Linked DNA regions of Homo sapiens: region 2 is linked to region 1. The links are chromatin loops, found by intact Hi-C in ENCODE. Cell type or tissue: Calu3. All regions are shown on one strand. Links, peaks and the distances in the headings refer to the core of each region. The heading gives the core; the rest is flanking DNA.

What was found. A loop is a pair of places that touch in the nucleus more often than their neighbours do. Peaks named below come from ENCODE experiments on the same cell type or tissue, not always from the same donor. Only the 100,000 strongest peaks of a DNase experiment are listed, where the experiment ranks them.
Region 2: it touches region 1 in a loop (5-fold over the local background); 8 of 110 quality-filtered maps call a loop at or near these places.

Annotation. Positions count from the first base shown.
Region 1 is chr15:48,854,538-48,857,455 of GRCh38, reverse strand. It overlaps SHC4 (SHC adaptor protein 4), which reads left to right. Exons shown (of 12, transcript NM_203349.4): 8 at 1,332-1,503. Among named protein-coding and RNA genes, the nearest start is that of EID1, 22 kb to the left of the region's middle. RefSeq lists a silencer at 1,610-1,904. In Calu3, for the core only: no CTCF peak of the experiment used is centred there; a DNase peak (open chromatin) is centred at 1,415.
Region 2 is chr15:48,715,912-48,718,829 of GRCh38, reverse strand. No RefSeq gene overlaps it. Among named protein-coding and RNA genes, the nearest start is that of FBN1-DT, 72 kb to the right of the region's middle. In Calu3, for the core only: no CTCF peak of the experiment used is centred there; no DNase peak of the experiment used is centred there.

The DNA.
Region 1 (2,918 bases), core at 198-2,697:
TCTCACTAAAAGTAAGAATAGATTATCTCTGTTATTCTAGCACTATAAAGAGCTTTGAATTAATTAATTGAAATCAAAATAATAAACATCAATAAACTTCTCAGATTTGTTTCAACCCCAGATCCTTTACATATCAGTTAAAAAAAAAAACACAGCAAGAACAAAGAGCAAAATAAGAATCAAATGTCTCTTGTAGGAATTCCTGTCAGTTGGTTTGCAATGTAAATAGATAGGCTTCAGCTAAACTGTGGTTAGAGTGGAACACGGTGGGACCCAAGGATTTGGTTGTTCTAAGGCACAGAAAGTCTGCAATGAAAGCTGAACCCTTTCAGGCCTGTCAGACCTCACCAAGTGTGGAATGCAGTGATGCCTCTGGCTCACACAATTCATGCCGGAGAAACAAAACTCTTGGGTACTTTAAAATGCATTTTCCTCTGGTATGTCACTTTGTGTATCAACAAATACTAGGTTTGGAGATCTCCTTTTATGAGGTAGTCTAGGGTAGCAAAGGAGAGGGTGTTACCAGGAGGCCTTGATGCTGAATTTTTCCCAGGATAGCACTTCTGTCTTAGTGCTATCATTTTATTGACATGTAATGAACCTAACAAAACTGTGTGAGTTGTCAGTTGAATCAGTTCAATCCAAATAGACTTGATTTATTCTTGTTTTTTTTTTTTTTTTTAGTAAGAAACTTTCCCTGATTCCAATTTGGAAGAAAAGTCTGTTTGTTTGTCTTGCCCTGTTTCAATTTTAAAAACAATTCCATGTTTATATAAATCTACCCACTTGCCACATATGGTTCTAATATTTCTGTGTTAATCCCATGTACTCCTCCAGATCTGTGCAGACAAGATAGCTGGCCATAGCTCTCTTATTTTTTTTTTCATTTTGGTTTAATAAACTGGGACAGGCCCTATACCCGAAGAACAATATTTAAATTTTATCTGGGCAAAACTTTCCAAAATGGAACAATCAAAGTGTGCTGGAGATACTCAAGAATACTTTGTATTTTTATGATCTTATGACAAAAATATCTTACATTTAGGAAGTTCATATATTGTTATTATCATTATTTTTATCACTGGAGGAGACACAAAAGCATCACCCTTGGCACTTTCTATTGGCTTACCCCGTTTTGTCTACAGAAAGCTAAACAACTCAACCATCTGACTGCTCCCATCCAAATGTTTAACATCACTTAAGCACAGCTATAAACTGAAAACATGAATGCAAAGTTTTTCAGGATGATTTGCTTGGTTCTGATCCCCTTGCATCCCTTACAGTATTTGAATTTTCGCCCAGCCTCTTGAGGATTCTTTTTTCCTTCACAGTGAGGAGGTGCATATTGATAGCCATGCCGAGGAGAGAGAAGATCATGAATATTACAATGAAATTCCAGGGAAGCAGCCACCAGTAGGTGGTGTTTCAGATATGCGGATCAAAGTTCAAGCCACGGAACAAATGGCTTACTGCCCCATACAGTGTGAAAAGTTGTGCTATTTGGTATGTAATGTTTTATTGTTGTTGGAACCAGCAATGCAATTCTGCCCTTATCACTAGAGCATTTACTTTGAGGATTTCCAAATGCTAGTTTAGAGAAAGTCCTGTCTTCCTCAAATACAGAGCCAGAGAATGAATAACTGTCAGAGGCTACACTAGATCATTTTTACTCCTAATCCCCCAATTGTAGCCTCAGCAGATGATCTCATATCTCACTTCACTGGGAAGACTGAGGCGATCCAACATGTTATCCTCAGCTTCACCCCTCCACAGCTCTAAGTCTGCCCATGTTCTCCTTGCTTCTCTTCCTTAGCAACTATCTCCAAAGCTAATCTTTTCCCTGTGCTTCTCATCCAAACCTCTCCTGCCAACTCTGTGTCCTAGTTCTGTCCAGTAACTTCTGTCTCAATCTTCACTCTTTCTCTATTGGTTCCTTCTGCCTGCAAAAAACTTGGACTCCCTCAACCCAACCTAATAATGTTCCACCTCCTTGTCATCTTCCTTTCACCCACAAACTTCTAGAAAGCATTGTCCCTGTCTTTGTGTTAACATGTGCACTATACTGGAAGATCTGAACTCTGCTTGACAATCTGATGGAAGTTACTTTTACAATGGTCACCAGTGGTTTAATTGCTAAATCTATTTCCTTCTTCAGTATTCTGTATCTCTTTATAATGTTTGACCCCTCTTCTTTTTTGTTGTTGTTATTTTTATAATTTCAACTTTTATTTTATTTTATTTTTGTTTTAGTTTTTTTCTTTCCACCTTTTATTTTAGGCTCAAGGGGTACATGTGTAGGTTTGTTAACAAGGGTAAATTGTTTATCATGGGGGTTTGGCATACAGATAATTTTGTCACCCAGGTAATCAGCATAGCACCTGGTAGCTAGTTTTTAAATCCTCACCCTCCTCCCACCCTTCACTCTCACATAGGCCCCAGTGTGTCTATTGTTCACTTCTTTGTGTACATGTGTACTAAATTCAATTTTTATTTTAGATTGAGGGAGTATGTGTGCAGGTTTGTTACATCAACATATCGCATGATGCTGAGGTTTGAGATACAAATGATCCCATCAGCCAGGTAGTGAGCATAGTAACAGATAGCTTTCAGCCTTTGCCCCCCTCTTTCCCTCCTCCTTTTAGTGGTCGCCAGTGTCAATTGTTGCCATCTTTACGTCTATGAGTACCCAATATTTAGCTCCTACTTATAAGTGAGAACATGTGGTATTTGGTTTTCTGTTCCTGTGTCAATTCACTTAGGATAATGGCCTCCAGCAGCATCCATGTTGTTGCAAAGGACATGATTTTATTCTTTTTTGTGGCTGCATAGTATTCCATGGTGTATATGTACCACATTCTCTTTATCCAATCCACCATTGATGGGCATCTAGATTGATTCCATGTCTTTGCTATTGTGAA
Region 2 (2,918 bases), core at 185-2,684, 140 kb after region 1:
AAGGAAGAAGAAAGTGAAGTCCAGCTGTTTAATTCCCTGGCTTTAACCCTGCAGATTACTTTGGGCTGCCCAAGTCCCTAAACTAAAGGGACTTCTTGCTTCAAGGCAGCCTCTGTCCACCAGCACTTCTCAAGCTATACATAGTGAAGGAACAAGTTTTGTTCTTTTGTTTTCATCACCATTTCCTTATGGACTTACAGTTGAAATCAACTAATTTATCTAGGATTTAAACTCTTGTCAGCTGACTCTAAAGTTAGTGATATCCATTCTTTATCATTCTGTAACTACTAGGAAAGTAAGAAATGTAGACACCCTCTAGAAATACAAATTAAAGAATGTGTGTGCCTGGATCGTCCTGATGCCTAGCCTTCTAAGCTGATTCTCCAGTGGAGCCTCAGTAGGGGCCACCTTCCTTCTCCTGCCCGTGTCCCCTCTTCTCTTTCCCTGAAAATGTCTCTCCCCGAGAACAAGAACCAGGGCCCAGATCTTCTTGGAAAACTTTGAAGAGGTGATGAATTTACTATGTTAAAATTATATTTCTTTAAAGTGGAAGTAGTAAACCAATGGGCCAGGGTCTTTAATAATCTTAATGTGAGGGGACCCCCACCTAAGGACTCCTTCCTTCAGCTTTTGGAAATCAGCTTTTGGAGTGCAAAGAACTTGGAACAAAGAACTTGGAAATCAGCTTTTGGGGTGCAAAGAACTTGGAACAAAGACAATGTTCTGCAGTCTCTTTAAATATTGAACTACTCAAGGATCAGGAACACTGCAGTTGCTTTTGCCTTTCAGTGAGAATTAGTGCTCAGAAGGAAACTTCTCTTCTGAATTAAGGTTTAGGGAATCTTTTTGGTCACCATAACTTAGTTATAAATAAAAAGAAAACTAGAAATGGAATGGGCATGTGTATTGTTTTAAGGAACTGCTCTTGTTCCATTAGTGAGTGGCTTTAAAGAGTACAAAGACTCCCTAGCCTTAGGCGTGGGGCTTTATTCCACAGAGCAGAAGACTTTGACATGGAATCAGTGATTCCCTCACATCTTTGGGTTTTAAAGCAATTAAGTGAGATTGATCAGAAACAATAGACATAAGGTAACAGTTGCAAGTATAATTTATACAGGATACCCAACTTGAGTTGTTGTATGTTCTCACTTAATGTTTTACTCCCCTCTAGTGGATTTTTATATAGCACATGATACCCTGAGTGTGGTATGGGATAGCAGATGTTAGAGGAAAAAAATGATTTTGCAATATGTTTAAAGCATGTTGATGTTTTGTAGAATTTCTATACAAGTTTATATAATTTCGGAGATTAAAAAAAAGGTTGGCCGGGTGCGGTGGCTCACCCCTGTAATCCCAGCACTTTGGGAGGCCAAGGCGGGCGGATCACAAGGTCAGGAGTTCGAGACCAGCCTGGCCAATATGGTGAAACCCCATCTCTATTAAAAATACAAAAATTAGCTGGGCATGGTGGCGTGCACCTGTAGTCCCAGCTACTCAGGAGGCTGAGGCAGGAGAATAGCTTGAACCCAGGAGGCGGAGGTTGCAGTGAGTCAACATCGTACCACTGCACTCCAGCCTGGGCGACAGAGCAAGATTCCATCTCAAAAAAAAAAAAAAAAAATGGTTAAAGACCTGTTAGTTCACTTTCCCCATTTTGCAGGTGAAGAAGCTAAGTCTCAGAAAGATAACTCACCCAAGAGGACACAAGGATAAACCTGATACCCATGGCAGTAGAAAGCCTACACTTACCCACTCAGATGCTCATCAATGGAGGAGAGACTTATGCCTGGAGGAACTTGGAAATCAAACTCAGTAAGTGTATTATGTGTTGTTGATACTCTAGGAGGGGAGGGGTTTACATCAGGAAGGGAAGGGTAAGTGTTAACAGGGACATGTAGAGATGAAAGTATTGACAATATAAACTCTGGGTTGCTTTCCTTCTTGCTACTGCCAATTGGTGCAGCACCTGCTTAGAGGTGTCCTTTGGCTTGGAGACCTCCTTAGTCTATATAGTCTGAATTCTTGCTGTGTAATTTTTAGTTCTGTTTCATTCTCCTTAAATTTTCACAACCATTCTCCAAAGAATTTCTACTTACCTCCACTCTCCTAAATAAAAGTTTTACTCTTTTGTATGAAAAATTTTCATCAGCATTCCTAAAGTTGATGGTTCACTTTAGGAATGCCTGATTAAGCTTCTGCTAGACTGGTCCTCCCACAGAAAACAATTATAACCTCTGGGCAAAATAAAAAACAAACAAAAATCTACCTGGAGGCAATGAAGCCTGAACAAAATGAAATTTATTCTGGAGGGAGGTTGGCATTTGGGAGAAGGGAATGGTAAAGGGTAGATTTCCTGTGTTTTAACAGCTCTTCGCCTGAAGGCAGACCACAGTTGGCAACATGTGGTAGCTGAAATGCCCATAGAAAATTGGGAGTCTTTCTGGTCTAAGGAATCAGAGCACAGAGTTCAAGGCAATTGTAGCTACTGGAAAGTGAAGGGGGAATCCTAGCAATCATAAAACCAGGAAAGGGAAACTAAAAATTGCTCAAATCTTTGTTGATCTGTGACTTCTTCATGGATGGACCAGATTCCAAGTAGCTTCCTTAAGAATAAAATAACTGGACTGAGATTTGGGTTATTGCCCAAGAGAGAAGAGTTTACAGTTTTGGTCTAACTAAGTCACTTGCCTGCTAAAACAAAACAAAATAAAAAGTAATACTCTTTGGAGGAATATAACCAAATCCAGAGTCTTCTCACATAATTTTCACAGTGTCTAGGATATAATCCAAAATTACTCAACATAATAGAAACAACAAAAAATGTGATCTATTCTCAAGAAAAATAATAGTCAACACAGACCAAACCTGAGATGATCCAAATGTTGAAAGTAACAGGCAAGAATTTTGAAGTAGCTGTT